3 separate regions of the Mus musculus genome follow, and regions 1 and 3 are each linked to region 2. Evidence: chromatin loops called from intact Hi-C (ENCODE). Cell type or tissue: heart. All regions are shown on one strand. Each heading gives the region's core, and the rest is flanking DNA. Links, peaks and the distances in the headings are about the cores only. Region 1 overlaps Pdk1 (pyruvate dehydrogenase kinase, isoenzyme 1). Region 2 holds the start of Gm39845 (a long non-coding RNA gene). Region 3 overlaps Itga6 (integrin alpha 6).

Region 1 (10,937 bases), core at 4,909-7,408, 57 kb before region 2:
CTTATAAAAGTCTGTTCTGGTTTTCTCTTTTGTCACTTTGAAGGTAGTAATTATAATTATTTATTTATTTAAAATTACAGTTTATTTCTCATTTTCCTCTTTTCCCTATACTGTTTCCTTTGGATTTCTGTTTTCTTTTTTAAATTGACTGTTTATTCAAATGAGTGAAGCACAAATAAATATATAGTAATTAGACACATTTGCTGTAGGGGTTGTATGAAGTATGCAAACTAAAGTCATTTCCAGGTTGTATATTTTATTTTATGCTCATTGGTATTTTGTTTGCATGTATATTTATCTACCATGTGTGTGCCTGATACCCACAGAGTTCAGAAAAGGGTGCTGGATCCCTTGGAACTGGAATGGCGGATAGTTGTGACCCACCATGTGGGTGCTGGGAACCAAACCTAGTCTCCTGCAAGAGCAGCAAGTACTCTGAACTGTGACGCCATCTCTCCAGCTTCATTTAACAGCAACAGAGCAGGCAGGAAAGGTTCCTTTCCTTTGGGCCTGGATTCCCATGCGTTGGCTCAGGGACTCAGTGTTGGGAGATCAGGAAGACTGGGGTCAGACAGGGGCTGTGGATGGTGGCGGCAGCGCTTGGCTGGATGCTTTGAGCGGTGATTTGTGCACTGAAGGTGAGCTGGCACTCTGCTTCCCTGCGTTCCTCGTGACAGCACTTAACTCTTCCAGGACCTTTCCTTGGCACAGGCTCAGGTTCACGTTTGCCTCAGTCTCTTGTTTCATTTTCACACTCTCTCAGTGTAGTTGCATAAGAGTATTAATACACACCTCCTATCACCCCTCTTTTGGTAATCTCTTAAAACAGTCTTAGAAAGTGCCCTGAGTATTTTATATAATCCACTACATCCATTATCATGTTGACTGCAAAGCAAAGGCTATTCATCAGATCTAGCCATGACACCTGACCTAGATTGCCTGCCAACCTCTAGTGACATGCCACCTCTTACAGCCCCATGTTTTCTTCAGACTGCCAGGAATCACCTCTTGTTCTACACATGCCACATAGTTGTATGGCTAGAAAGCTAGTCTGTTGCCAGAAGGTTAAGTAAAGAAAATTAGGAAATGTGGTGTGTGTGTGTGTGTGTGTGTGTGTGTGTGTGTGTGTGTGTAGATATGCTCATTTGGAGGTCTGAGGACAACTTTGGATGTCAGTCTTTACCTTATACCTTGTTTGAGGCAAAGTCTCTTTGTTTTTGCTACTGGGTGAGCCAAGCTAGCTGGCCTGCAGTCCTGCCTCTGCCTCCATCTTGCCTCAGAAGCTCTGGGATTGTCAGTAGTAGTTCTCTACTTTTAGATTCATTTTATGTGCGTGAATGTTGTGCCTGCACGTATATCTGTATACTACATGCATGCCTGGTGTCCGTGGATGTAAGAAGAGGGTATCAGATCCTCTGAAATTTGAGTGTGAATGGTTGTGAAGCTACCATGTGGGTGCTGAGAACTGAACTTGGGTCCTCTGCAAGAGCAACAGGTGCTCTTAACCTCTGAGCCATCTCTTTAGCACCCCTCCCTCCTTTATCCCAAAGTCTATTGTGATATACCCTATTGTGATATACCACTCACTTAGGGTTCCTGCACTTTTTTTTTTTTTTTTTTTTTTTTTAAGAGACAGGGTTTCTCTGTGTAGCCCTGGCTGTCCTGGAACTCACTGTATAGACCAGGCTACAAGGCTGGCCTCAAACTCAGAAACCCACCTGTCTCTGCCTCCCAAGTGCTGGGATTTAAAGGATTAAAGGCGTGCACCACCACTGCACCCACACTTCTTACTGGGGAATCGCAGCCAAACATTGAATTAGTCCCTGGAACTACTCACCCCAGAGCTGTTTAGTTATTTCACTAAAATAAATCATTTCACAGGCCTTTGAATTCACAGCTAAGAGCAGTTTTAAGCATAATTCTAAACACAGGTTCTTTATAAAGTCCTTACATACTTGGATACTGTAATTACTTAGTTCTAGCTGTATGAGAGGCAGAGCTTCAAATGATATCTCAAGGCAACCTTTTTAACTTCGAAAATCACAATAGGGTCTTAGTGTAGCTTCTAGAGTGTGGGAAGGACTTGGTCTAGTTCCTCATATACCAGAGGAAACGAAAATAGCTGTATAATTCTTAGTATGTTTCTAGTGTGTATACATTATCATCTTAATATGTGAAAACTCAACTATAAGCCATTTACGTTATAACTTTTTTGTACATGTTATTGTATGTGTATGCTAAAATCATATTTATTAATGACATCGACTTAGGTCTTGTGACAGAAGAAGTATCTATAGTAAATTAGAATAGAGGTTAGAAAAGTTGTCTATGCTAATTATAAAGGAAAACAGTAAATATAATGGGTAAGTTCATTACTAATTCAACCTACCGTGTGGTTACTTGTGACTTGAAAAATGACAGAATAGGAAAAATGTGTGTCCTTTAACTCACTAGAAGGTTGTCTGGAATTCTTCTGTGTTGCAAAGTTTCGTTTATTTGTTGTGTCTGCGTGTGTCCAGCACAGGTGTGGAGGTCAGAGGTGGAGCAGGGTGATGCTCATGCCTCCATGTGCACCCTGGGATTGATCAGGTCTTAGACTCGGTGGCAAGTACCTTTACCATTGGGCCATCTCATGGCCCTTAGTTTTGTTTTATTGAGACATTATAGCACAAGCTAGTCTCTAATTATCGCAGTTCTCCTGCCTCGGCCTCCTGTATGCTGAGATTGTAGGTGTGTAGCACCACACCGAATTCCTTAAAAAGAGAGATCTATTGTAGTTATCTGTATGTGTCTATGGGTTACACATGGGTGCAGTGCCCGTGGAGGCCAGAAGTAGGTGTTGGATCCCTTAGAACTGAAGTTACTGATAGTCTTGAGCCACCAAGTAGGAGCTAGGAACCAAACGCAGACCTCTGGAAGAGCAGCCAGTGTTTTTAACTGCAAAGCCATCTCAGCCCATTTCACACTTCTGTTTTATAATATATTTACAAAGTTAGAATTGTGAGTGTTTCTAACTTGTTCTTTATTGTCTATTTTTTTGTAGACCTCTCTTTTGCTAATACCCAAGAATGCTCTACATCACATTTTAAATGGCTACATAGTATTCTGTTTTAGAATGCACTTTATGTGGTCCCTGTGTGGGCTACTCTCTGGTTTTTCTTAAAACCATGATGGATATTCTCATGTGTACTTTGCCTGCTTTAGTTTTTTTAGGATAGACGTAGGAGGTGGTACTGTTGTGTAGAGTGTCCTTGCTTTTTTTATTTATTTTATCCTGATTATCATATTGTCCACCAGGAAGGATTAACTCTGTGTTAGCCACACCATTCAGGGCAGTGTTAAAGTTTGCAGCTTGGATTCCCAAAAGCAGCCTTCACCCCAAAGTAGTTAAGTCAGGATTCTGCAAGGTGTGGGCCCGGTTACAGTTTGGTCCTTTTTCCTTTAGATGAGTGACCGGGGAGGCGGTGTTCCACTGAGGAAGATCGACAGACTCTTCAACTACATGTACTCAACCGCACCCCGGCCTCGTGTTGAAACGTCCCGTGCTGTGCCCCTGGTATGTGCCAGAGAAAGGCTGTGGTGTCCGCCAACCACCATCAGAATGTGACTTCCCCAAAACCAGTTAAGCCGATTTCACAGGAGCTCACAAGGAAGGAAAATGCTTCCAAACTTTTTTTTTTTTTTCATTATAGAATAGAGTTTATTCAGGGCATGGGGAGGGGAGTTGAGAGGGTAGTAGAGGCAGAGAAAGGCAGAGAGAAGGAGAGAGCAGAGAAGCAGAGGCTGGCCATGGCCACTTGGAGAGAGGGGGAAAGGGACTGGGGAGAGTGGGAACAAGAGGGCAAGAGGCAAGATCGTAAGAGAGCACTTCAAAACTTTAGAGACAAATACTTCTGCCTGAATTAAAGAGCCCTGGGGCTTATTTTTAATTGAAACAGGCACAAGACAGATCATAGTTTGAGGTTTTTCTGGTACTCTTGGTGTCGCCATCACAGTGGTCTTTCCTGTGGCAAGCCATATATACCAATCTATTTCAATATGAAGACTGCATATGGATCGTACTAGTCATTGGTCATCGCTGACTTGACATGAGTTTTCCCTCAAGCATTTGTATTTCGAAAGACCTCGTTGATAGACACAACTGAAAGTCTGCTTTCTCTTTATTGTTCTTCAGTTCACCTGCTGTTGCCTCCAGTGCCCTGGGATTAAAGGCAATGCCACAATGCCTATTTTTTTTTAATATATTTTTTTAAATTGTATGTTTGTATTTATTTAGTCTGTAAGTGTCTGAGTGTGTTTGGTTGCAGCTCAGCCCTAGGGCATGGAGAAAGTTGGAGATTGGGTAGTTGATTTGAAGAGCCACCTAGAAACACGGGAATATAAAATAATTAGTACAAGTGTGATGACTCTGTGGGAAAACACCGACAGCATCGTTTGATCTCCAGATTCCATGGTGGCAGGACAGAGCCAACTCCTGGAAGTGGTCCTCCCCTCCACGCATAGAACATGATAAGCACATACCTGCACTCATACACACACGAATAACAATATAAAAAATAATCAGTGGGGGGAAAAGCCAGAGCCCATGCATGATCTTAGTGAGTGACTCTTCTGTTGGCATGAACACTAATGCCATGCTGTGAGCAATACCACAAAAGCATGGCTTACTGATGGGAGCCACTTTTTACCTTTCCTCAAGTGTCTGCAGAATTTACTCAGGTAAAGAAGGACCAGACACTGGAAACAGGATGAAGACACGGAAGTCCTATGTTGAAGGAAGTCAGGGAAGGAGATTGGCTCCACCAGACAGGAGAGCAGGCGGCAGAGACCTGATCTTGTCTTGGAAGCTCTTTCTAGAAGCTTGGCTTTTTAATCTCTCGGGTGGTGGTGGTGGTGGGGGTGTCGTACTGGAATGCTTTGAAGATTCTGGAGCAGGGAAGTGATCTGTCAGGGAGAATAAGAAAGTGAATTATCACAGATTATTTCCAGGTTCAGAACAAAGGCTGGAAATCCATGGCGTGAAGTCCTGAGATTCCTATCTATTGTTCGTAAAGCTGCAACAAGACATTTTCTAGTCTTGCTCCTAAATGAAACTGTGTGCTTTATAGGAAATTGCTGAAAGCTATATTGGGAGAACCCTGGAGCAGGACAGCAAAGAAAAGCAATATGCCTTCTTCAGACTACCACAGATCATTTTATAGACCGAATAAAAGGCTTTAGGTCCACAATTGTTGAGCTGATGGGCTGAGCTAAACTCCAGCTTAACCCTTCCGCATGACTGCATTTTACGGGCTCCGTCCGCTGCACAGGTTGTTGGCTTTGCAGTTCTCCGTGGCATTATCTTAGCTAGAAAAGTGTTCCAGCGTGTGGGACTCTGAACAGAACTGTTTTCTTGTCGAACAGGCTGGGTTTGGTTACGGATTGCCCATATCACGCCTCTATGCACAGTACTTCCAGGGAGACCTAAAGCTGTATTCCTTAGAGGGCTACGGGACAGATGCGGTTATCTACATTAAGGTAATAACCAAGGATCCTTGATTTAATTGTACTGAAAAGTTTTCTAATTTGCATATGTATGTGTGTGAGTTTATGTGTACCGTATGTATCCAAGAGCCCTCAGAGGCCAGAAGTGGGTATGAGATCCCTGGAACTGGAGTTACAGACAGTTGTGAGATACTGTGTAGGTAGGTGCTGGGAACCAGGCCTTGGGTTCTCTATAGGAGCAGTCAATACTTTGGGCCACTAAGCCATCTCTTCAGCCTGTTAACCCAACTTCTTTTAATGATAAGAAAAGATAAGAATGAAAAACTGGAATGGGATTTTAGTAAACCCCATGCTATTAATAAATATAGAGATATGGGAATGCAACGACTTTGATGGTTGAGGGCAGTGGGAAAGAAGTAGAGAATCCTGAATGTACAAGAAAGACCCTGGGTTCACTCCAGCACTGTAAAAAAGAAGTAAGTCTAGTTTTCATGTGAAACATGACCAGTCACCGAGCTGTTTTGTTTTGTGTTTTGTTTTTGTTTATTTATTTATTTTTGTTTTTCGAGACAGGGTTTCTCTGTGTAGCCCTGGCTGTCCTGGAACTCACCCTGTAGACCAGGCTGGCCTTGAACTCAGAAATCCGCCTGCCTCTGCCTCCCGAGTGCTGGGATTAAAGGCGTGCACCACCACGCTGGGCTCAAGCTGCTCTTTTAAAATAAAATGTTAGTTTGTCATGGGCACACATGTACATGAGGTCAGAACAACTTGCCAGAATTAGTTCTCCCCTTTCCTCGTGTGGGTTTGGAGATTAGATTCAGATCATTAGGCTTGATGGCAAGCACCTTTACCCACTGAGCCACGCATACTCAAACAAATCAGTGTAATGATTAAAGAATTGGTTACGCCTTTGCTGCCTCCAGTTTCTTGCTCTGGCCACTAGATGGCGCCTATTTTATAGGCTATGCTTGAAAATGCTGTGAAAAAAGTTGGCCTGAAAAGAATAAATTCTTTATAGCCATGTTATTTCCCCTCACATGTCATTGTGAGGAACTTAAGTATGACTATATGAGCATGATAATTTTAACAGTAAATGTAGCATCTTGGTCTGTATTTAGACTGCTCAGAGCGTGGAGGTAGTAAGTTTTTCTATTTGGGAAAAACCAGAACTCAAGCGATATGATGGAGTCATCACGCCCTGTCCCATTACAGACCTTATTCAGCATCACCAGGAGTGAATTTCTAGTTCCATCCTGTCAACATCATCTTGGGGAATACCAGGGGCCTATTGTCAAAGTTCTGACAATTCCTACTGTGAAGACAGTAACAGAAAGCATAGTTTATCGCTGGGTCCCATTATTTACAGGAAGCTGTAGAGCAGGGAATGGATGGTTGTGTGGGGAACAGAAATCCATGGTTAGGGACCGAAACTGCCCTTAATGCAGGAGGAGAAAACAGCATTGCTTAGCGATATAGTGCTTGCTTTACAAGAAAGACCCCGTGTTCAGTCTTCAGCCTGGGTGCTGGGCAGTGAAAACAAACTTGTGTTTGGGCCCCAAACACAAGGACCAAGCACTGTTCATCGAAAAGCCTCTGGAGATGCTTAGACCGAGCTCTGTGTTTACTGATGCCAATACTGGTGTGTTCAGTTTTTAATTTTTATAGAAGATTATTTTATGTGTACAAGTGTTATGCTTACATGTGAGTCTCTGTACTACATGTCTGCCTGGTGTGTGTGGAAGTCAGAATAGGGCATAAGGTTTTCTGGCTCGGAGTCATAGGTAGTGGTGAGCCAGCATGTGTGTGCCAGGAACCGAACCCAGTTCCTGTGCAACAACAAGTGCTCTTAACCACCGAGCCATCTCCGTTCCTGCATAGTAACGCTTTTAATAATACATTACTATATAGTGAAAAAGATTGGCTTTCTTCTCAATAAATCTGTGTATGAATATTAAGGTAGTAGTAGCAGACTCCTGGCTGGGCTTGCACTTTTCAAGAGATGTCTGTTCTGCTTGGGTAGACTTTTCCAGGCTGGCTAGCGGATACCTGAAGCATCAAACCCAACTAGTGTGTTACCAGTGCTCCAGTTGTAGTAAATAGCATTTCCTAATGTATCCACCCTGAAGATGGTGTGTGGTTAGTAACTAGTTGATGAGATGCCAGCAGAACCCTGTTTACTTTGTGGTCGCTGTTTGCCACTGTATATTATCTCAGATAACGAACTCTCAGAAGTGTCTGACTTCTTTTCAACCCCAGGCTCTGTCGACAGAATCCGTCGAGAGACTCCCTGTGTACAATAAAGCCGCCTGGAAGCATTACAAAGCCAACCACGAGGCTGACGACTGGTGTGTGCCCAGCCGAGAGCCGAAAGACATGACCACATTCCGAAGCTCTTAAACGCACATGGGACGCCTGGCACATCCACATGTGGTTTCTGCTAAATTTGGAAGACATGTATTTGGAACCACACTGTTCCAAATATTTCACGTGTGATCTTCACAATTAGTGTTTGCTGAAGCTCCTAAAGGATCGGTTATGCCAACTGTATTCTGATGTGTTGGGTTAATTGGGCGTGGTTTTGAACACACATAATTTTGGTCAACTACCCTTGGTATGGTATGGGGTGTGAAGTTCCTGGTTTCTGTAGGAAGCTGAGTATTTCTTTCAAGTTTTCACTTACTTCTGCTAGAAGCATCTGAAGAACGTGGAGTAGCTGGCTAGCGGCCTCTCTGCTTTTGGAGTTCTATCATCTGTGAGTGGTGACACCTAGTCAGATGGTCTTCTTATCTCCCACGAAGAACAACACAGTGATCCGTTAGAACCCACACAGGTTGTCAGAGTGCTGAAATGAATTGATCATGGCATCATTTTTTTGCAGTGGATTGTAATGACTGGTTCCCCATGGAGCTAAGTCCAGAGCGTGGTTATCGAGTTTACTGTCAGCACAAGGGATTTTCTTTAAAAACAAAGTCTCACTGTGTAGCCCCAGCTGGCCTTGAGCTTACAAAGCCCTCGGTGTCCTGAGCGCTGGAATGAGAAGGGTGTGCCACCACATCTGGCTTACAAGAGAAACGTTAGTCCCAAAACAAGCCAAATGGCAGCAGAGAGTAAACTGTTTGGGAAGCACCAAGTGGCCCAGGCCGAGCTGACCGACTGCTGAGGTGATCTGAGGATGAGCGTGAGATTCTCTGGGTCCCACCCAGGGATCCAGAGGCTGAAGGCCAGGGACCAGGTGAGGCTCATGGCTGGCCTGGCTGGAACTATATTTGGGAGTGAATCGTGACTACTGCTGTTGTCAGAGTGACAGACTAGATTGGGAAGCTTGTCGGGTTGCTACACATTAGGGGACATAATCTGAATCTCAAGCCTGGTGCAAGCTAAAGCATTAGCGGGAAGACCAGGGTGACAGCGAGAGGTCAGGTGACCAAAGGCTCAGCCACCTTGGTTTCCAGTGGTGACTAAGAACATGTATTTTTCTAAAATATCCAGATTTTTTTTTTAAATCAAAGAAAAGTCAGCTTATATTAACTACAGAATTCATTTGCAGCTATGTGTTGATTTAAAGTCTGCAACAAACGCTTTGAAGTATTGATGTTATTTGTGTTAGAATACAAACCTATGGAGCAGGTAATGACACCTGGGTTCTCTCTCAGTGACCCAGAGTCACACAGAATTGGTGCCCCAGCCTGAGCTGTCTCTGCTGATCACTGTCCACTGTCTGGGATATTTATAACCTCCTCTGTTAGGTGATGGGGAAGTACTTGGAAAACATGCTTTGCCACTTGCCTAGAGGGATTTGGGGGTTTGGTTTGGAAAATGTAGTGAGTTAAAACATGTCACTCTTGACATGTTTTATCCAGTCTTCACTCTGTGTCCTACACATACATACATCTGTAATACAAAAGCCAAATCATGTGACATGGCACAAAATAGAACTTTGGTGCCAGTGATAGGAACATGCAGCCTGAGCATGCGCCAGGGTGGTCAGCCCAGATCCTTAGCTGAGAGGTGAGGGGCCTGAAACTCAGGTCCTATTGGCCCAGGGTTTTTAGCTAATACTACCAAATGTTGGAAAATATACACCGTATACCTGCTGTTTCTAATTGAGGACTTTGTAAGAAATAATAGATCATGCTCCTGAGTGGCATTTATTCAGTGTATTGCACTTACTAGCTTTCAATTACACTTTACTGCAATGATGAAATATTTTGGAATCTTTTGTACAACTGTCAATAAACGTACTATTTTTACTTGTGAAATACTTTGCCCTCTCCAAGGAATTAAAAAAAATTATCCCCCTCTCTGCTTAAGAGCTAAGAAATGTTTTCAGACAAGAAGAATTTAAAATTAGTTTACTTTAGATTCTTTTTAAGGTGTAGCACCTTTTTGCTCTGTTGTAATGGTAATGGATGGAGACAATGTGACAAAGCTCTAGGGGACGCTTTCCAGAGTTACTTTTAAAGACACCTGGAAGGTTTTTAGATTCTTAAGGTGAGCCATTTTGTCTGCCAGCGATAGTTTTATGTGGTTTAGGTATGAAAATAGAGTTGATGGTTGGGGAATGGACAGCAAGTGATTTTTATAACCTGGGCAGTTAGTGAGTGTGCCAGTGTAGTGTAGGAAAGGATTGTAAGAATATTTCACCAGGCAGTGGTGGCGCACGCCTTTAATCCCAACACATGGGAGGCAGAGGCAGGCGGATTTCTGAGGCTAGCCTGGTCTACAGAATGAGTTCCAGGGCAGCCAGGGCTATACAGAGAAACCCTGTCTCGAAAAATAAAAGACTATTCCACACTGTAATTCCAAATGCTGGCTGGTTTTGATGCCTTTACATTTAATAATGGTCAGTGTCTTACACTGAGATTTCTACATGAAGACATAGAAGCAGAATTCTACCGCAGCGTGGTGCATTTTCGGGGTGACTGAAAACTGAAAAGATGGATCAGCTTTAAAAAAAAATTTGAGCCACTTAAGGATCTTAGAAATATACTCGTGTCCTTTAGACAGCAGTCTGTTTCATCATCAAGACTCAATATCTGTACAGGTTCAACGAATTGTAACTAGTTGCCAGCACTGGCTCAGTGGGTAAAAGCATGGCCATCAAGCCTGGGTTAGGGATAGGGTTGGAGATCTTTCCTCAGCACGAATGGTGGAATTAGAGAAAGAACCAACCATCCTGTGAGTTATCTGTGGTTCTCCACACGTGCACTGTGCACATGCGCATCCCCTACATACACCACACTAATAACTGTAGCCAGGTGTCTTGCACTCTCAACCATCTCCTAGCAGTGCTTGAGGCAGGCTTGCACTGTAGATAGCCTAGTGGGCAAAGCAGGTAGAGTTCGTGTGCTTAGAGTTATCCTAGATTTCCCTTTTCTAATACACTGCCAATGATTGACATGTGCTGGAGAACTGGTGGATAATTTTGAAGAGCTGTATAAGTAAGTCATTTT
Region 2 (10,937 bases), core at 3,015-5,514:
AAGCAATCAAAAATTCTGCGTTTGTTTCTTTTGAAGTACAATCTTGGCATACAATTCATGGTCCCCTCTCTGCCTAGAATGACTTTCCGGATACGGTGTCATTTTTATTGTAGAGGGGAGAAAGTCATCAGTGCCTTCTTAGAAAGCCGTATGGAATGTATTTAAAACCTATCAATTGAATATTTCAATCTGGAGGCTGCAGAGATGGTTTAGCAGTTAGGAGCACCAGTTATTCCTCCAGGTCTAGTTCCCAGCACCTACATAGCAGCTACCAGCTACCTGTAACTTTAGTTCCAAGGTATCCAACACCTTCTTCTTGCATCTGTGAGCACCAGGCACACACACATGGTGCATGAACATATATGCAGGCAAAATACCCATGTGCATAAAATAAAAATCAGTACATCTTTAACCACAACTGTTTGGAGTCTCCTACAAGTAGGTATGCATGGGTAGTTGCCTGCTTTCTACCAAACACACGGAGTTCTACATTTTCATGTTTCCCCAACCCTTTGTTTTCTCTCTCCTAAGAATCTCCATCAGGAAATAAGGCCAGGGCCAGATTATTCAATCTTCAGTATGAGAATAATTTATTTTTATTTTACGTGTATGAGTTTTGCCTGCACACATGTATGTGCACTACATACATGCCTAGTGCTTTAGTAGGTCAGAAGAGGCTGATGGATCCTTTGGAATTGTAGTTACAGGCTCAGGCAGTTGTGAGTTGACACGTGGGTGCTGGGAACTGGGTCTTCTGCAAGAGCAGTAAGTGCTCTTAGCCACTAGGCCATCTCTCTAGGCCCCTAGAACTTAAAGGAGTCGTGTATTTGGTTCTTTTCCCTTAGTTGTGACCAAATACTTGATAAAAAGTAACAAAAGGGAGAATTTGTGTGTGTGTATGTGTGTGTGTGTTTGTGTGTGTGTGGGAGGTCTTCTGGAAGTTAAAGGATGCTGTCCTTTGTGGCTTGCTTTTATCTGGGTAGATCGGAAGCAGGGGAAGGAGAACACTGGCATTTAGCTGGCTTTTCCTTTTTCCCCTCTTTATTTAGTCCAGAACCTCAGCCTACAGTGCTGTCTCCATCCAGGTCTTCTAGGTTATTTCTCCCTGGAGGTACCCTCAAGGACACACTCAAAGGAGTGCCTCACCAACTTGCCAGGGAGGCCTGCTTCACCTGGGAACAAGCTAAGGTGGAACAGAAACACAAAGGCTAAAGACTGATGGTCCCTGGCCTTAGAACCTCACTGTTTGTGCTTTAATAAGTGCTAGTTCCTTTCTCTGTAACTTTCTCTCAGTATTCTTTTTTTTCTCTCATTCAAGGACCTGTCACTGGCCAGGCTAAAGGCTAGGAACTCATTAACTCATTGTGAACCAGAGAGAAAAGAAAGGAAAAGAATTAAATTCTTTTACACAGGCAATATGCACGCGCACACACACACACACACACACACACACACACACACACACACTCACACACACATACACACACACACACATACACACACACATACACACACACACACACACACACACATTTCCTATTACAAATATACATATATACACATATGGTGGGCCCTATTTTGGCCCTGGTTTGGGCCTTGAGGACACGCCTGAGCCTGGCTTGAGTTTTGAGACTTGTCTCAGTCACTTCCATATTGGGATGACGAAGCATTCCTGTTTGGCCTTGCCTCTGCCCCACCGTTGCTGATGTAGAGCTTTGCTATTGGCCCTGTCAGCCACTCCATACCCCCTGTCACCCTTCCCTGCCTTCTCTGTCATTTTACCCCACCAAAAATCCCCCTCGCTATGTTCTGAACTTATATGCGTGAGAGGCTGATGCCATAAAATTGAGTTCCTGATTTGACAAGACTCCTGGCTCGGTGTGTTTCTTTTGGGCCGTTGACACTCACCATCCTGCTCAGCCCTGGAGAGACCTCAGCGGGACTGAGACCTTTCTCCTCTGGCCAGGACATATACACATATACATATGTACATATAGGTATGTATACATAGTTAGTGGGTGGAGCAAAAGCCCACACAAGCAGGTTTCATTGAGCAAGCACCAACACAGAAAGAACCCACTCATTCTGGATGAAAAAGATGCTCCAACCTTGATTGCTCAGAGAAAGAAAAAGCTTGCACCTTTGTATTTGCTGAAAGTGAGAAAAAGCCTTGTCTCTCTACTGCTGAAAGAAAAAAAGCCCCTCCCTTATTGTAGTTCTTAGTTCTTATACATTCTCAATGACCACATGGTTATTCAAGCATCACGGTACAAAAGTTCATAGCAAGCTTGAGAGAGAAATTCAAACCATAAATCGAATAAAAAGTTACAGCAGAAGTGTTTCCCTGTGTTTCATTAAGACTTAGGGCTGGAGAGATGGCTCAGCAGGTAAGAGCACTGGCTGTACTTCCAAAGGTCCTGAGTTCAAGTCCCAGCAACCACATGGTGCCTCACAACCACCCATAATGAGATCTGACACTCTCGTCTGGTGCATCTGAAGACAGCTACAGTGTACTTATTTATAATAATAAATCTTTGGGCTGGAGCAAGAGAGAGAGCAAGGTTGACTGGAGCGAGCAGAGGTCCTAAAAGTTCAATTCCCAACAACCACATGAAGGTTCACAACCATCTGTACAGCTACAGTGTACTCATATACATAAAATAAGTAAATAAATCTTTTTTAAAAAATAGGGCAATGGTGACACACTCCTTTAATCCCAGCTCTTGGGAGGCAGAAGCAGACGAATTTCTGAGTTTGAGGCCAGCCTGGTCTACAGAGTGAGTTCCAGGATAGCCAAGGCTACACAGAGAAACCCTGTCTCAGGGGAAAAAAAATACTAGTACCTAACTAAACATTCATTATCTTCTAGACCCACACTTTCATTACAAACTAGCACAGTTTTGTGATGAGGCAATTTCATCTGTCTTGTGTCTTACTAGTTTTGAAGTTTTATATAGATAAATCCCGTCAATATTTTATTTTCTGTCTTTGCACGTACAATAAATTTTCCATTCCCAGTTTATGACCTTTAGCTATCAGATAATGGTTTCACAGAAAGCCTAGAAGGAATGTTTTCCCCGATTATAAATTTGTTCCAAACCTGCTTTCTTTTCCTAGTGCAATTAGCCTGTGACATATGAAGGTTTACAGAGCCCTAATTTCAGCTTTTATACTATTGAGAGCTCAAAACTACTTGTATAAATTTAAGAATTCCATAGAATCATTGTTAGGAACTATGAAAGTATCAATTTGTCTGCATAGCATTACTACAAAAGATGACATCTTCGTTGATCTGTAGAAAACCTGCCCAATAGGGTGGGCAAATGCCCAGAAATCATTAGCATATGTAATAATGACAGGAAAGGCATATCGGCAACAAGAATCAATCCTGAGATGAAATCTCTGCAAGCTCTACAATTCACTTTATCTGTTGCAGCTGAGCAAAACGGGCAAGCTCCAAAAAAGTCACCGCATGCCTTTAGCCTTTCCTAGATGGCTCCTGACACTAACTTTTTAAAAGACCACCAGTTTTATTTCTACCTCTGCTGACTTGTTTTGAGGACAGTTTCTGACCTACAAAGGCGCAACTTACAATTTTACCTCCCTCTCATACTCTCTTGCCATTCTGCCTTAGGTCATGGTATGACGCAAGAATGTGCTTATCCCACACAAATCCCTTGACTCTGTTTTCCTAAACAAGGAGGAAATTCCAACAAAGAAACAAAAGATGATGTTGGAAGTGAAATTAAACAGACATCAGCAGAGTGATAGAGAAAAGAACCCACCACAGCTACACTGACATTGCTACCATGGGTGGAAAGCCATGGTAGCACAGCCAGGAGCACTTTGTCTAATTCAGGAAAGTGGCTGTGATGAAGATATCCCAGAGGGAGGGATGCTGACAAAGAGGTACACCTTAAAGCAGGTCTTGGAGACACTTTGCAACACAGGAAGTGCTAAGTATAAATTTTATGTGCTGACACAAATTTAGAGAGAAGTGAGGCATAAAGGACAAGACCCAAGGTGCTGTCCAAAGTATGCTTTTATAATTTAATTTACAAAGAAAACTTCGTTTGTCCATGTTTCTAAAGTTGTAAACGATAACGAACCAAGGTCTAGCTCCACTCTTCTTTCTTTTGCATTTACAACGGTAAGAGTCTGAATGTTGTTGCAAAAATTGCTAAAGGTCACAGGACACTTAAAGCTCACTGCTGTCCTTCATATGACTGTACATGATTTCAGCTCACACAGTTATTTTCACCTTTCCCACTGTGGGCAGGACTGAGGCTGCCTGTCAACAATTAAGACGGTTGCTTTCCTGTTTTTTTCCCTATCCCTGCCTGCCCTCTGCTGGAAGTGCCGCACATCAGCAAAAGTATCCAGAGACTGAGGAGGCGTAGATGAGATGGTTACTTTGTAGCATTCCCACTCCACGCCTTTCTCTGTTGTCTTCCACTCTGCGCGTCTTTTCCCGTGGCAAACCATCACATTTACATCCTGCAGGTGACTCTGATGCCATAAACAGTCACATCTAACTGAACTCTCTCAATCGAACGTTGCCTCATCTACGCTTCTTCCTGAAAGAATTGTGGGGACTTATTTAGCTGTCGACTGGTGCCAACTTCCACTGCACAACTAATTCTTTAAAGTTGTAAATGTTCTATCAGAGATCATTATTCTTAACCTATCCCAAATTTCAATGAAGTCCCCTGCCTTTGTTTTATTTCTGAAGTTGTCCACCTTTGCTGGGCAGTTCTTAAAGAAACTCTCCATTTTAATAGCTATAGAAAGATTTCTCTGTTTCTAGACTACTTGAATTCCTAGATGATGTGTGGTCTCTTTATCCCACCCTATACTGAACTCTTCTGCTTACATTGCCAAGTAATGTAACTATTCAATAGATCTATGGAAAATGCTTAATAAGTGATTGTTAAGTATGTGATGCCCAGGTGCTGCACAGTGGCTTTTTAGTTAATGACAGACTGGGGCAGGAGTCTCTGGAGTATGCTTCTGACACCAGTGAGAGGCAACAGAGGAGATGTCACCTGTGGACCGAAACTAGGATATTGCCTGAAAGGCTTTTATCCCGGGTCTAGTTTGGATTCTCAATTTATACTCTAAAGCCACAAGGTGGGGCAGGCAAACAAGCAAGACTTTACGGAAGCGTCCATGGCAGTCAGCAGGTTGTTAAGGGCAACGGCCCATTGTCTCAGCTGGTTCTCCAGGTCATTCTGTTCCTGGTAGCAAGTGAAGTCATGCTTGGCAGACAGGCAGTAACACAGTGCTTTAAATAAATCACTAACTAAATCAATAAATCCATGTCTAATAATTGTTCTTCTCCATCTTATTCTACTTTAAGGCCATACCTACAACGGTGATGCCCTGAGATAACATTGCCTAAGAAAGCTGTGTTCATCTTACTTCGTACAAGCATCTCCATGAGGTTTGAACAACACAATGTCAGCCTTTCTGCCTCAGCCTCCAGAGCTTGTATTGTAGGTGTGAGCTACCACCTGGCTTCTGGTCCTATTTTTAAAGACATCTTAGAGACTAAAACGTCGTTAAATTTTCATAGTGCGTTCCCAGCTTCATCTCTGCCGTGTAGTGTGAGGTGCATGTAAATGATTTTGTCCTGCCTGCTGGACAAGAAGCTATGGGGTTACCCGGGCCCTCTTCCTGGGCAGTGTTGGCAGCTAGCAATGAAGCAGTTGTGTTCCTTCTATAGTGGAGTGTACTCTGGGGGCGTCTGCTTCCCTAAATCTTCACTCCATTGTTCACCTACAGCAATGGTTCTCAACCTTCTCAAAGCTGTGACTTCTTAATACGGTTCCTCATGTTGTGGTGATCCCACCCCACAACCATAAAATTATTTTCATTGCTACTTCATAGCTGTAATTTTGTAACTGTTATGAATAATAAGTAGACATTTGATATGCAGAATATCTTATATGTGACCCCTCTGAAAGGGTCATCTCAACCTCCCAAGTTGAGAAACACTGGTCTACAGTCATGTGCAGCCACGTATGGTGTTTTACCAAAGAGAAGACAGCACAATTGATACAAGCCTCCTTCAAGCTTGGGTCACAAAGCCTCTGAGTTTCTTGTGTGTATTTCCCTACCAGGGCTGGAGGCCAGGAAAATGTTTGTATTTTGAGTAGGAGCTCTAGAGTCTGAACTCTAGAACCCGTGTAATAAAGGTGGAGAGTTTGTAATTGCAGTTCTGGGAGACAGAGGCAAGTGGATTCCTGGGGCTTGCTCTCATCCAGCCCAGCTGGACCAGCATCCCAAAACACAAGGTAGGCAGCACTTGAAGAATGACACCCAAGGTTAACGTCTGGCTTCTACATGTGGGAGCACACACACACACGCACACGCACACACACACAGAGTCATATACACACAGACACGGGATAGCCTTTATCAGACTAGATCTTTTCTTTTCCTTAGTATTTATTTTTAATTAATTAATTAATTAATTTTGAGGCAGAGTTTCTCTGTATAGCCCTGACTGTCCTGGAACTCACTCTGTAGACCAGATTAGCTTTGAACTCAGAGATCTGCCTGCCTCTGCCTCCTGAGTGCTGGGATCAAAAGTGTGTGCCACCATTGCCTGGCTGGATCTTTCCCAGACAATGGAGAATAGAATGCACCTACTCTCATCTCCCAAACCTGGAACGAATCCAGATTATCTAATGAGCAAGAAAATGAATGCTTTAGTTACTATGCACATTGAGATCAGACTGTTACAGCAAACAGCAAACCCTGATATAGTCTCCTTTTCTTCCTTTGCCCCAACACCTATTGAATAACCTCTGATACAGGATTTTACTTGGCTTGCCAATTATTGGTAGGAGGACATTCATGAGACACACGCTTTTAGACCCTCGCCATCCCTGGCCTGAAGATGAGAAGCCAGTGTAGATGACATTAAAGTGTTTTGAAGTGGCACAAAGTGTTCATCAGATGTACCGACTCCAGATCATCGTCAGTGAGGCCTGTAGTGCTGTGCTGGGAAACTCTGGGGTGGTGTCCAGGCTCATAGGGAAAAAGGATGGTTAATGAGGGATAACTGCTGTAGGCAGGTGAAGTCAGAACCATGGCAGGGGCTCAAAAACTACATCATCCCTGGGGCTGCAGCCAAGCCTCTGGCTGCAGGAGGAAGGCGTTCCTAGAAATACAACTCACATTTCCCATTAAGGCAGCTTCCTTGCCACAGCTCTAATTTGTAGAAGTTGCTCTCTCTCTCTCTCTCTCTCTCTCTCTCTCTCTCTCTCTCTCTCTACCTGTGTGTGTGTGTATATATATCTTATTGGAAGATTTAATAGGCCAAGTAACAAATGAAGTTTAGACAACCTCTGTCCGCCTATGTTTGGCTTGACAAGTTCATGAATCAGGTCTTTTTTCACAACTCAAAAATTCTAGTAAAACAGTTTATTTTATTTTATTTTTCGTTTTGATGGATGGTCTCACTATACGGCCCAAGCTGGTCTAAAAGCTCAATCGTGCTTCTGCTTGCAGAGCGGTGTAATTTCAGGTGGGAAGCTGCCATTCTCGGCTTCATGAGAACAGCTTTGAAAGCTCCCAGGCTTCAGGGTCTGAACAGTGGATATACAGAGATGATTTACTCTCTGGTCCCACCAGCTTTTAAAGCTATGACTGATTAACTCCCTGGCTAGTTTATTGACTGACCTGGAAAATAAACAGTAGAACAAGAATAGGAAATGGTCTCTCCATATAAACAAGCATCCGTTTCCTCTCTTCTGCAGTTGCTCTCAAGAAGCAAATCCTTCCTTCCTCCCTCCCTCCCTCTCTCCTTCCCTGTCTTCCTTCCTTCCTTCCTTCCTTCCTTCCTTCCTTCCTTCCTTCCTTCCTTCCTTCCTTCCTCCCTCTCTCCCTCCCTGTCTTCCTTCCTTCCTTCCTTCCTTCCTTCCTTCCTTCCTTCCTTCCTTCCTTCCTTCCTCCCTCTCTCCCTCCCTGTCTTCCTTCCTTCCTTCCTTCCTTCCTTCCTTCCTTCCTTCCTTCCTTCCTTCCTTCCTTCCTTCCTTCCTCCCTCTCTCCCTCCCTGTCTTTCTTCCTTCCTTCCTTCCTTCTTCCTTCCTTCCTTCCTTCCTTCCTTCCTTCCTTCCTTCCTCCCTCTCTCCCTCCCTGTCTTCCTTCCTTCCTTCCTTCCTTCCTTCCTTCCTTCCTTCTCTCTCTCCCTCTCCCTCTCCCTCTCCCTCTCCCTCTCCCCCCTCTGTCTCTCTCTTTCTTTTTCTAGACAGGGAGACAGGGTTTCTCTGTGTAGCCCTGGTTGTCTTGAAACTTCCACCCTGTGGATCATAAACTCAGAGATTCCCCCTGCCTCTGCCTCTACCTCCCAAGGGCTGGGATTAAAGGTGTGCACCACGGACAGCAGGCTGATCACATGGTTTTTAAGCTCCCGGTTACTACCTTACGGACGACCAAAGGCTGATGTTCAGATGCATGTGACTGAGTCTATCTCACATCAAATCCATTAAAACCTCAGCCTGGTTTCTTTAACAAGTCTGTTAGAGATGCCCTGTTTCAAAGGCTGTACGGGAGAATTAATACCATATCAGTGCAAAATGAAGTCTATGAATTAGTGGAGAGATTCAAGTAATTTCTAGTCATGAAGAAACAGATATATTCAAAATTGAAGAATAGCCTGCAAAATAGCTAATCTCGACAGAATCTCAAAAGGAGTCAATATCATGAAAGACTACCCCAAAAATGGTTGAAGGATTACTTTATATGCCATATGACACAGGCCAAACTAAATAGAACACACAAATGGTAGACAAATGGCTATTTCTTAGCATAATGTAGAGACTTAAACTTTATATTTGGGAAGAGGGTTCTAACATGTTTACGGCTTGGGTGACATGACTGTGGGTGACAGGAAGAGGCTTGTTCCTAGACACAGATGAGTGTGATGTCAGACTCACCTCCTGTGATGTGTGGTACCCAGAAAGGAGAAGCATCTTGGGAGGAGTAGGTACAGGCATCAGCCTTTGTGGTTGGCTATCTGTAGCTTTGAATTTTTCAAATGAAATTTGATAGAAATAAAAACACTTGCAATAATTTATATTTTATTTTTACTGCATCAAATTCAGTGCTTAAGATGGGGTGTGAATCAGTAATTTTAGATCTTTAGATATGGAATATATTGTTAAATGTGGAAAGTAACATCAGGTGTAGGGTAATATGCTTGTATTTCCTCATTTGAGTGGGAGGGGCAGGAGACCAGCTCGGTTACATTAGACTCTCTACAAGAAAACAAATATGGAAAGTAGAAGGCAGGGGCTCACTCGTTAGTCTATCATTACTTGTAATCTCTGTGTGTTTCTGGATCCTTGATGCCTGTACAAAGAATTGGAAAAGATGCACACACCAACACGGAAGCAGGAAGTTTTATTAAGAGCAAAGTGAAAGTAACAAATTATTTCAAAGAGAGAAAAAGTACTGAAGGGCTCACATTATTGTTTGGTGTGTAGGAGAAGGAGGTGGCTACCAGAGCATATAGCAAGGTCATTCTCTATTTTGATTGGCAGGTTTGAGTTATATATGATGCACATGATTTCAACCATATGCACTCTCAATTATGCATAGTCACTATGTCTTAGTTAGGGTTTTATTGCCATGAAGAGACACCATGACCAAGAATTTTTATAAAGGGAAGCATTTAATTGGGGCTGGTTTACAGGTTCAGAGAGGTTCAGTCCAGTATCATCAAGACAGGAACATAGCAGCATCCAGACAGGAATGGTACAGGAGTAGCTGAGAGCTCTACATCTTTATCCAAAGGAAACCAGGAGCAGACTGGCTTCCACATGGCTAAGAGGAGGGTCTCAAAGCCCACCTCTACAGTGACACACTTCCTCCAACAAGGCCATACTTCCTAATAGTGCCACTCCTTGGGCCAAGCATATACAAACCACCACACACTGGAGAGCAAATAACATGTTCTTCCTCACCGTTCACCCAGTGGACAGACACAGTTTGTCTTATTATACATCCGTCAAAAGCTGTCTAGGCTGGATATGCCCCCTCATTCCCATACTTGATATAGCTGTAAAATATTCACATAGAAACTATCTGTGAAAGCAGAGTCGCTGATAGTTGTTAGGGATGGAAAACCTTCATTGTTCAGAGTGCTGTGCATACACAGCTTTATGCCGAAGGGGATCCTAGGTTGCTAGGTTCATTGCTGGGAGAGGAGTGTGTACATAGCCCCAGGAAAGTGGAGTTCCAAGTTGCTAAGATATTCTGCATGCTTGCCTGCTTCACCATCATTTCTTAAAAACAGCATACATATATTTCTTTTTAGTTGATATGTTTATTTATGGTACAGATCATGACGTTTCGATAAATGAATATGTAATAATCAGACCAGGGAACCATTATCCTATCCTATCATTTTTACATGATTATTATACTTTCCCTTTCTAATTTTTCTCGTTCTCTCTATAAGTGACATCACATGACAATTTACATTTACATTCTGTCTTAGTCAGGGTTTCTATTCCTGCACAAACATCATGACCAAGAAGCAAGTTGGGGAGGAAAGGGTTTATTCGGCTTACACTTCCATACTGCTGTTCATCACCAAGGAAGTCAGGACTGGAACTCAAGCAGGTCAGGGAGCAGGAGCTGATGCAGAGGCCATGGAGGGATGTTCTTTACTGGTTTGCCTCTCCTGGCTTGCTCAGCCTGCTCTCTTATAGAACCCAAGACTACCAGCCCAGAGATGGTCCCACCCACAAGGGGCCTTTCCCCCTTGATCACTAATTGAGAAAATGCCTTACAGTTGGATCTCATGGAGGCATTTCCTCAACTGAAGGTCCTTTCTCTGTGATAACTCCAGCTGTGTCAAGTTGACACAAAACTAACCAGTACACATTCCCTATAACCAATGGCTATTCCTTAGAATTTCCTAC
Region 3 (10,937 bases), core at 5,377-7,876, 100 kb before region 2:
GCAGTGGCAGATTTACATAATGTTTGTCTGTTTTGGCTATCACTTTTAGGAGTCTCACAACTCAAGAAAGAAACGGGAACTTCCTGAAAAACAGATAGATGACAGCAGGAAATTTTCTTTATTTCCTGAAAGAAAATACCAGACTCTCGTGAGTATTTTTCCAGATTGTGAATGTGCTGTGTGTGAACAAGGAATGGCTTCCCAGAACAATGGGTTCTGACCACCGGTCTCCTCTTTAGAACTGCAGCGTCAACGTGAGGTGTGTGAACATCAGGTGCCCACTGCGAGGGCTGGACAGCAAGGCCTCTCTCGTTCTTCGTTCCAGGTTGTGGAACAGCACATTTCTAGAGGTGCGGCTCTGCCTCCTGGGAGAATTTACTACTGCCGGGGACATTTGTCACTTTCCTAACACACCTCTTGTCACCCATAGGAATATTCCAAACTGAACTACTTGGACATTCTCCTGAGGGCTTCCATAGATGTCACCGCTGCTGCTCAGAATATCAAGCTCCCTCACGCGGGCACTCAGGTGAGATCTGGGACCTTAAACTCAGAGATGGCCACTTCTCTACACCGTGGCTACAACCTGTGGTCATCTTCTTTGGTCCTCCTACTCCTCAGGTCCTGTTCCTCCTTAAAGGACAGTTTGAGGTTCTGCCATTTGAAGGTGTATTTTAGTAAAAGTGTTGAAAATAAAAAATGGACCCGAGCCAAGCCTAGTAATGCAGGTGTGTTAATAGCTGAGGCAGGAGGATCACTGATTTAGTCTGTCTGGATTTCAGAGTGAATTCAGGGCTGGCCTGGGCAATTTAGTGGGTCCCTGTTCCAAAATAAAAGTTTAAAAGAGTCAATAGATAGTTCGTGCTTCCTACCACCACCCAAGGCCCTCGGTCCAATCCCAGGTGCTACACACACCCCCAAAAATAGAAGCCTAGAGCAGAGCTGTGGTCAGGATGAGAACCGGGCAGCCACACAATGGAAGAATAGCTTACAGCCAGTAGGTAGTGAAGGCAGCCCATCCCTGAGACTGCAGCCATCCTAAGAATGTCTGTGCTATGTGTGGCCAATGGAGGATCCTAAAAAAGATATTTCTCTGTACATCTGGAATTGAGAAGCCAATCACAGTGGCTCACTTCTACAATCCTAGCACTTAGAAGGCCAAAGCAGGAGGGTTGTTGCAAGTTTGAGGGAGCCTAAGCTATTTAGTGAATCCCAGGTTAAAATAGACCACAGTGAGACCCTACCTCAAAACCCCTGTGAATGAAAGATTGAATGAATCGATCAATCATCAATCAGTCGATCGATCTATTAGTCTAGAATTGACTTTTGTAAAATAAGTCCCTGATGTTTCCTTTGGAACAAGCCTTGGCCATGGAGCAGCCTTTCCAATGACAGACAGAACTGTCCTGTTTCCTTGGACACCTTCAGAAGGAAGATTGTCTCTCCCTTACTGTCCTGTGACCTGTCAGTGGGGCTGAGAACGGGTCTCAGTTCTCAGTTCTAGAAGGTTACCACCCAAGGGCCTGATGTCAAGTCTGGTTGCCTATTCACAAAGGAAAATCCTTGTCTTGGGCATGTTATTTTATCCAGCCTCCTTGTAGAGATGGAGTCTCTGTATGATCCTACTTTCTTTCTAGCCTTTTGTCTAGAACCCATCTCTTTTGAAAATGGAGACATATTTTTTATTGCTGGTCTTCTACTACCTCCTATTTTCTGTGATTTTTGGGCTACAATAGCTCAGGACCCATGCTGGCACTTCCTTGTATATCCGAAGGTGCAGTGTTTAAGCCTGAATATTAGACCTTACTTTGAGCCTCAGGATGCCCTCTTCCTCGATCCCCTGACTTGTTTTGGGTTACACTTTTGTCCTCATCTCAGGGCTCGCTTCCTTTCTAGTCTGAAGATCATTTTCTCTGTTAATAACCACAAACTAGATTGTGTAATTCAGTCTTTTTAAAACCTAATCCTGCTTTAAAAAGAAAGAAAGAAAACTAGAAATCTGTTTATTAATTGCCCAATTTCAAGAGTTTAAGTATTTGCCACTCATAAGACACTTTTAAGTTTAGACAGTGTCATAAGAAGTGAAATCAGAAACCACACAATTGAGCCAGGTAAGATGATTGTATTTTGACATCAGTTTAATTAAATGCACATGCAAACAAGCACCTGTTAAAACACATGGGTGTCTTCCCTGTACTACGGTGCCAGAAGTGAAACTGAATAAAAGTGTTGAGGATTTCAATGTAATCCAAGAAAGAAGGGGCCGTGTATGTGTGTACACGTGTCTCCATTCTATTCCTAAGAATCATGTAGGGACTATCCAAGTTTCTTGGCTGCTGAAGACAGAAGAAATTGTAATAGAAATGAGTGCCCCATTCTTCCTGGCAGTGAGATTTTCATTCCAGGGGTTTCAAATTCAGAGAACTTGAGATACGTGTGCGTTTAGAAGATGGGCTTATATGCGCATAGAGGTGGATGGTAAATTTGATACTAAGTTTTATAAAAGTTGTGACAGCCCCTTTGCCAGATGACTTATACTGTTGTTCGGTCAGAGTGGGCTTTATAATGTAAATTGGGGCAGGTGTTTTGGCAGTTAACAAGCTGATGTGGCCTCTGTACTGGTTATTGGTGATAAAATTGGATACACCAGTAGAGTGTGTGAGCCCTTTCTGCTCTTGGCACATGGTAAATGATGTCACCTATGGAAAGCCACCCCCATGGAAACTCACAAAGTTTAATGAGTCCAAAGGGAAAAGTTACTTACTAGGAATTATAAAGCCTTATAGATGTTTCTTTTGTGTTGTTACAAATCCCTAAGACATTTTAGGACTGGAGCTAAACATTTTTGATGGGTGTTTGCCATTAATCAAATGCTTAGAATGTCTCATTGCTACAGCTGGAGTCTGAGTTACACCTGGAGAAACCTACCTTGTCCACACATACTGGCATGGTAAAAAGTCATTTTAGGAAATTAAAATGAGGATCTTTAGTTTGATAGCCTAAGGAAAAAAAAGTTTAATGGCTCCTCTTTGTTACAAAGCTTGTCCCCTGTTTCACAGTGTCTTTGGAATCTGAGGTTTGTAGAATAATTGCACCCAAACTTACCCGTTCCTTTCCACGGCTGAAAATTGACTAAACGTCTGATCCTTCTCAAAAGGATGTTGGCTGAAGGCTGGAGGTGGAGCTTGGAGGTAGTGTTTACTACACATGTGCAAAGCTTGACTCCAGTACAGCAAGATTTAAACACAACAACAGAACAAAACCAAGTAATTGTGGTGAAACACAGTTAGCTGCTGATAGCTGTTCAGACGCAAAAGGGAGTGGTGGGTACGTCATTGTATAGTTTTCTCTGCTTTTCTTTAAAACACACACACACACACACACACACACACACACACACTTACTTTAAGACTTACATTAGAAATACAACCCAGGCCTTTCCAGTTCTGGATAAGATTTTCAGGGAAAGCCCATTGAAGCAATATTCTGTGGTTATGAGAAATGGCTGACAAAGGAAGCGACTTGTCTGTCCTCCCGCTTTTTCATTCAGAACATGTATAGGAGCAGAACTGAGCCGAACTGAAGCCATCGGTACCTGATGTGAGCTGGCACCGGGTTTATAGTGGTGTCTCTTTTGTGCCCTGCAGGTTCGAGTGACGGTGTTTCCCTCAAAGACTGTAGCTCAGTATTCAGGAGTAGCTTGGTGGATCATCCTCCTGGCTGTTCTTGCCGGGATTCTGATGCTGGCTCTATTAGTGTTTTTACTGTGGAAGGTAAGTTGTGTCTGTCTCTTGAGTTTGGGATGTAAACTTCATGTCTTTATAGATGAGGATTCACACTGACACATTTGTAGTTCCTTCTTTCATTATTTCTTTTTCCCAACATTATATATATATATGTATATATGTGTGTGTGTGTGTGTGTATATATATGTATGTATGTATGTATGTATGTATGTATTTAATGTATGTAAGTACGCTGCTATCTTCAGACACACCCGAAGAGGGCATCAGATCCCTTCACAGATGGTTGTGCACCATCATGTGGTTGCTGGGAATTGAACTCAGGACCTCTGGAAAAGCAGTCAATGCTCTTAAACACTGAGACATCTCTCTAGCCCCTTTTCCCAACATTTTATCATAAAATTATGGTAAATCTGCGAGACTTTTTATAAGGAATACCCATATATCTTAACAATTTATATTTAAAGATTACTCATATGTAAAAAGTTTCTAAAAATAAGTTTAATATCTCATATATAATTCAGCTTGTTTGGTAAATGACAATTTGAATTTTGCTACTTTATTTAGCATTCTCTGTGCCTGCAATCAAACCCTAAATCTAAGCCAACTTGACAGATAACAGTTGGATCTGAACATAAATTCCTGCTAATTTCCCCTTCTGTAAAGAAGCCTTCACGTCAGCCGCTGGGGATCATCAGCCTTACATCTAACTTAGGAGTAGGGAAACATGGCAGAAAGAGTACTCCATCTCACGGTTTCTCAGCCTGTAACAAGCATGGCAAACACTCGGGCTCAGTGTGATGGTCCTCATTAGACTCTAATCTTCTGACCGCACAAGGTGTGAGCGTCTCGCCCTGCTTCCTACCCATAAAGACTCATGCCATCAAAAGACTATGTAGGAGATAGTTATGAGTGTTTGTCAACAGATTACAACCTCTATAGATCTCATGTGAGTCTCAGGGAGTAATGGAGGTCCACCGTCCTTATGGGTGATTCCAGATTACAGAAATCTCTGGAAACTGGCACCTTGATGACTGACTTGGTAGAACCTGATATGATGTGAGGAGATAATATTTACAGTCTCACTCTTTGGTTTCATGAGTTGCATCGCAGAAACACTAGCCTTCTTATTACAATGCCATTGTGTGTGGAGTGCTTCCCAATGTGTTTATTCTAGAAGGCTTGTTGGTGGGAAGTAAGAATGCGCTAGGGTCAAACCACACTTTTCCTTCCATTGTGTCCGAGTATGACAGACGAAGGATACTCTGACTTGCCAGGTTTGAGTGAGTCTCCCCCCGACCCCCACCATTCTTCCAAACAACTTCCTTTTGCCAGGCTGAGATAATCTTGAGACTTGGTATCTGTCCATACCAGTAGCCTTCCTGATACACAGATTTTTTTTTTTAATGTTTTACTCCACTATATCTCAAGCAGTAGGTGTATCTGGCAAATACAGCCAATGAGTATTAGAGCTCTTGGTATAATTATTTGATGTTAAAAATTAATTTGGAGTTTTGATACCTGAAGATGTTCTTATATTCTCTGGAAGAGGCCACAAGGCCAGTCTTTTCCCAGAGCAGATTTTATTGGCGCTTGAATCCTTATGTAGTCATGACAGTAGATGCAGAGTTACAATTCCTGAGAGGTATATAATTTTGGGCAAATAATTTTCATCCCCCTGGATCTCAGCTGTTTAATAATTGGGTCAGACTAAATGATTTCATTGGGTTCTTTGCGTTCTAATTTCCAGAAATTAGATTCTAAAATGATCAGATACCTTCCTCAACCTCCATATGGAAATAGTCTTATTACTTCCTATTCTTCTTTATAAAAAAAAATTCATATTTAAACCAAGGAATTTAAGGATCAGAAAGGATTCTGGGGTTCTGGGATGTAGCTTATCAGTAAAGCAGCTTTATACTGTGTGCTAGGCTCTGACTTCATTCCCCAGCATTGTGGAGGGAAGGATAGGAAAGGATGATAGGTGGGCTATAATAATGTTCAGCAGTCTGTAAACTGAGCTTGTCCATCTACAGCAGTGTCAGTGGCTCCTGGAGAGCTCACTTTACCTAGAGGAACCCTGGTTTTATCTGTTTCATAAATACTGCCTCTTGTACAGGAGTCCTTATAGAAGTAAAAGACAAAAGTCCTCAGGGATCTTAGGACTATTCATTTTGCTGGGCACTGGTCCCTTTAATCCCTGCACTCGGGAAACAGGCAATTGGATATTTGAGTTCAAGGCTAGCTGGTCTACAGAGTGAGTTCCAGGGCAGCCAGGGCTATTCAGAGAAACCCTGTCAAAAACAAAACAAAAGACTGTTCGTTTTGGTTAACTTTTCTTCCTGCCCTATTTACTAGTTCCTGTGACTGCAACTTGGCTGTATTTACTGTGTATTACCCTGACAGCCACAGCCACAAGTACACATGAGATAGGCTAATCCAGTGCATCCCAGTGCAATGATCTATAATATGGAAATGTCCTGGAGTGGCATCATCCCCTGATTCCCTGGAGTCACCTTTGGCTGGTACAGTAGAAAAGTTGCATTTTCAATTTAAATTTGTCTAAACTTGAATAACCATGTACAGTTGGTAGCTCCCACCTTGCAAGAGGCAGATGTAGTGTGTGTCCCCCCCCCCCCCACCCCTTTATGAGTTGCTAGACTAGGAGGCACAATTTCTTCAGGAGATTTATTTGACTGTATTAGTTTGGGTTTAACTGCTGTGAAAAGACACCATGACCAAGGCAACTCTCATAAAAACAACATTTCATTGGGGCTGGCTTACAGGTTCAGAGGTTCAGTCCAGTATCATCAAGGCGAGAGCATGGCAGCATCCAGGCAGGCCTGGTGCAGGAGGAGCTGAGAATTGTACATCTCGTTCTGAAGGTGTAAAGGGCTGCAATCTACGTGCCGCCACTAGATGGTGCTAAACCTCATTGTGCGCAGCTGCGAGAGCACAGCCAGCCAAAGTCACCAGTCCATCTCCGAGGCTTTTGCCCAACCCCTGGGGGCTTTAACCTATCCCCAGGGTGCATGAGGATCATGGGTGTTGCTACCAGTCCTAGTTTAGACACGTCACCAAAAGTATTTAAGCCACACACTTTCTGAGCTTTCTTTGTCTACCTCAATATGATATAGAAGTAAAAGTTAACCGTGGAAGAATCTGGTGTGTCCTGTGTTTATTTCCCGCGGGACGGGGATAAGCTCGGGATATGAAGGCCTCTAAGAGAAGACTGACTTCCAAGCAGCTAGGACTAGGATATTAAAACCCACACCCACAGTGACACACCTACTCTGACAAGGCCATGCCTCCTAATAGTGCCACTCCCTGGGCCAAGTATATTCAAACCACCACACCAAGTTTTATTTCAAATGGTAGCTCCCACAGCCTGTGAACCAGATAGAAGTAAATAGGGAACGGTTTTTGTTGTTGACTCAAGAAAATAAGAACAGAAAGTAGAATTGCACTTTTGTGCTCCTTTAGAGTGACCTAAACTGAGGAGCCTGGGTTCCTCCCGTTTAAGGGTTGCACAGGTGGTTCAGAATCCAGGGAAACCAACAGCAATTACTCCTCCATTGGAATTTATTCTGTGATTCACACTACCAATTGGTCCAGAGGTACCCAGCTGAGAGTATTGGTCCATAAAATTTACTGCAGAAGCAGATAAACACACTATACTCATGTTTTATTTTGACTTGTACTGAGTTTTACAGACTTTATTTCCCATCATTTGTCTCAGTAGACCTCAGAAGGGACTGTTTTTGACTTTTCTAAAGAGTCCATTCTGCAAGGGAAAAAAAAAAAATCACTTGAAGTTCCCGTCCAATGTGCGTGTTTTCCTTTTAGGATGACCCTAAGATTTCTGCTACAAATAGAAAAGTCAACTAGTCAGTGCGTGTCATCTTTATGTAGAGACACTGAGTGACAGACTCTGTTAAATGCTGGCACAGGGTGACGGCACAGTGACTGCTCGCTTAAGTTAAAGTCTGAGGTGTTCTGTTTTTTAGCTCTCAAACACGAAACTGTAAAATTGACTAAATACCTTGCTTCCTTGTAGTGTGGCTTCTTCAAGAGAAATAAGAAAGATCATTACGATGCCACCTATCACAAGGCTGAGATCCATACTCAGCCGTCTGATAAAGAGAGGCTTACTTCCGATGCATAGTATTGATCTACTTCCATAATTGGTAATTGATCAATGTTTTTCATCGCTAGCTTTGGGACCTGCTGTGGTTGTGGTGGCTAACTTAAGAGCGACAGCTTGCTGTGTCTGTCCCATTAACAGTTGTTTCCAAGTGGCTTGCCTTGCTTGGATTTATTTATTTTTGTTATTTCACTTGATAGCTCAGTTGTTGTTGTTGTTGTTGTTGATGATGATGTTGTTTGTTGTTGCACAAAGAATCTTCTGTTGCAGGTGAGTTATTTTGTGTTCTTGTTAAACAACACCACAGCAATGAAGGCAGCCACACTGGTTTGTCTGATTAGGTTTTAAGAGCTCCGTAGCTGCCCTTTGCCATGTGTTTTTGTATCGTGTCCCACTCGGAATTTCAAAAGTGCATGAGAAATCGGCCCAGATTTCTTGTTCGTTTTGGAATTCCCTGGGGGCAGGAGCTTTTGTCGACTGCCTGCTTAACCTGTTGCATGTGGGAGAGTTTGTGTATCTCCTGGGAGGAGGCTCTCTTGTCCTTGTCTCCATGGTTGTCCTTGTTCTAGAGCGATGGCCAGGCTTGGGGCGCTTCTTACTGCCGCTTGGACGTGGTCCTGTGCTAGCTAAGCATGCGCCCTCCTTTTCCCTCCTTTCTCTCCTGGGCCAAAGCCATTACAACAAAGAATCCTTGTCAGCACGTGGGCTTCTTGAATACTTCAGGACATGGTCCTTTCCCCAAGTAACCACCAGCGTGCAAAAAATTCTAGCACCCAAGTACTGGGGTGGTTTCTACTTCAAGATGTTGTAATGGAGTTTGACCAGGTTTCGTGTTCTTAGCCCCTTTCTTCCACCTTGGCTCTCAGCTGATTTTAAGTTCGTATTTCTCTCCTATGATTTATAAACCCATGGAAACAGGAACTATTGTCAATTCCCTTTTCTTTCCCATGGGCAAGAGGGATTTCAGTTACTGCTACAGTTCCTTTCCAAGGTATTGACCCAGTGATCCCAACATGGCCATTTTGATTGTACATTTCAACTGCATTTTCTTCTGTTTTTAAATGGGGCAGACAGAAATCATATTTTATAATAAGTATATTGGCTTTTTCTGCACAGAATTACAAATGAGACCATAGAGAAATGGCCTATACCAAACTCCAGGCTCATTTGGGATTGGGATTTTTGCCTTGCCTTGTGGCAATTTTATAACACAACATTCTTCAATATAATTATTCTATTCCTGTTGCCGTCACAAAATAAGGACATTAAATGATCATTCTACATAGATCCCTCTTCTGAACTGCATTTTTAAATTTGAAAAGACTCCTTTGAAAAGAAAAAAAAACATGTAAATTCTTATTTATAACTTCTAAAAATCTGGTTCAAAAATCTTAGGCATATTTTTTAAGTGAACTTTTGTTTAGATCAAAATTTTTTAAGTAAATAAAGTTTAATAATTTGGCTTCTTTACTTACCCCTCCCCTCCACAAGCCCCCTCCCCCTTTCTTTCTTTCCTTCCTGTTTTTAAAGGAAGAGGAGAAATTGGGGAATGCTCCAAAATTCAGTGTAGTGATGCTGCCCGTGAGTCCTGTGAGGCTCCTGACTGACTGGTGTTCTTATGCAACAAATTACTTTGTAACTCATTAACAAAACAGCGTAATTGGAAGCACCCCACCGAGTCTCCCCAATGACTATTGATAGAGGATTGATTGGAGGATGAGAGGCCCAGGGGGGAGAGAATCATGTTAGAGGAACATGGCGCACCAAACAGCGTTTGTAAAATTACCTGTGATCTGATTCACAGCTTATTAATGGGTGAGAAATAGTGATTTTTTTTCTTTATACCCTTAGAGAAATCCTCTTAAGCTGGCCATGGTATGCACACGCCTATTATCCAGCACTAGGGAGCTTCAGACCAGATGATGTTGAGTTTGAGGCAAACCTTGGCTACAAAGCAAGCTCCAGTTCCCTACACACAAATACAAGATGTTTTATAATGAAATAGCTGAGGCTATAAAAAGTAAAGAAGGTGGACACTGACTTTTCTGTGGGGCCCACATCCGTTCTCCCTGCTTACCCCACTGCCTACTTTTTCTTAAAAGGAATCAGTGCCTTTTCCGAGCACTCCAGAGGGAGACCTAGCTGCACTGAGTGCTTACAAGTTCTGGTGTATGCACCAGGTCTTCAGATTAACTAACTTCCATCTTGTTTTTCTGTCCCCCACCCCTTCCAGTGTGGATTCTTTAAGCGCTCTAGGTACGATGACAGCATTCCCCGATACCATGCGGTGCGGATCCGGAAAGAAGAGCGAGAGATCAAAGATGAGAAACACATGGATAACCTCGAAAAAAAACAGTGGATCACCAAGTGGAATGAAAACGAAAGTTACTCATAGAGAGGAGGGCACAGGAAAGAACACCTCACACTACCCAAAGCCCCCCCTTATTTTTTCCAGCTCAGAAATTCAGGTGGCTTCAAAGCCTGCTCAGCTCCCCCATATATGATTTCAGACTGACGACACCCAGTATGGACCTACAGTTTCAACTGTGGATATTGTTACACCTAAGGCTCCTGTTTTGCACAGCCAAATTTAAGACTGGTAGAGTGGATTTTTCTTTAACTGCCTTAATTTAACTTTCCGGATTGCCTTTGTTTTTGACGTGGCTGACTTCCACACGCTGGGGCAGGGCCTGCCCATCTGCACTGCTGGGATGCTCTCCCCCAGGTCACCTGTGCTAACAGAGTGGCTATCCCAGCCTGCTCCCACAAGCATTCTTCTCATAAGATTGACCTTGGCTCAAGACTGCCAATGGATAGCTGTGCCTCTGGTGAAAGTTCTGTCTTAAATGTGCAATAGAAGGTGATGTTACCCTTTGGCCTTCTTTCTCCATCTCCTAGAAGTGAGGACCCTTGCTGACGCCAAATGCACACAGGTTCCCGTCTCCCTTGTCACTAAAGCACAGGGTCGACAGACTTGAATGCTAGTTACATTTGTTTGTATATGATATTTATTTTTTTCTTCAAGCCATCTTGCTGTTGACTAATAGGCC

What was found. Peaks named below come from ENCODE experiments on the same cell type or tissue, not always from the same donor. Only the 100,000 strongest peaks of a DNase experiment are listed, where the experiment ranks them.
Region 1: a loop joins it to region 2, with 6 times the contacts of the local background. A loop is called at or near these places in 22 of 42 quality-filtered maps.
Region 3: a loop joins it to region 2, with 13 times the contacts of the local background. A loop is called at or near these places in 13 of 42 quality-filtered maps.

What each region holds. Positions count from the first base shown.
Region 1 is chr2:71,892,244-71,903,180 of GRCm38, forward strand. Pdk1 (pyruvate dehydrogenase kinase, isoenzyme 1) reads left to right here. Exons shown (of 11, transcript NM_172665.5): 9 at 3,446-3,556; 10 at 5,404-5,517; 11 at 7,741-10,937. The coding sequence ends at 7,881. Among named protein-coding and RNA genes, the nearest start is that of Pdk1, 24 kb to the left of the region's middle. In heart, for the core only: a CTCF peak has its summit at 6,428 (motif pointing right); no DNase peak of the experiment used is centred there.
Region 2 is chr2:71,951,490-71,962,426 of GRCm38, forward strand. Gm39845 (a long non-coding RNA gene) reads left to right here and starts at 6,170. Exons shown (of 3, transcript XR_866416.1): 1 at 6,170-6,296. In heart, for the core only: CTCF peaks have their summits at 4,356 (motif pointing left) and 5,121; no DNase peak of the experiment used is centred there.
Region 3 is chr2:71,845,734-71,856,670 of GRCm38, forward strand. It overlaps Itga6 (integrin alpha 6), which reads left to right. Exons shown (of 26, transcript NM_008397.4): 21 at 50-148; 22 at 240-350; 23 at 431-529; 24 at 3,648-3,773; 25 at 7,801-7,930; 26 at 10,121-10,937. The coding sequence ends at 7,908. Among named protein-coding and RNA genes, the nearest start is that of Pdk1, 22 kb to the right of the region's middle. In heart, for the core only: CTCF peaks have their summits at 6,623 (motif pointing right) and 6,848; a DNase peak (open chromatin) is centred at 6,638.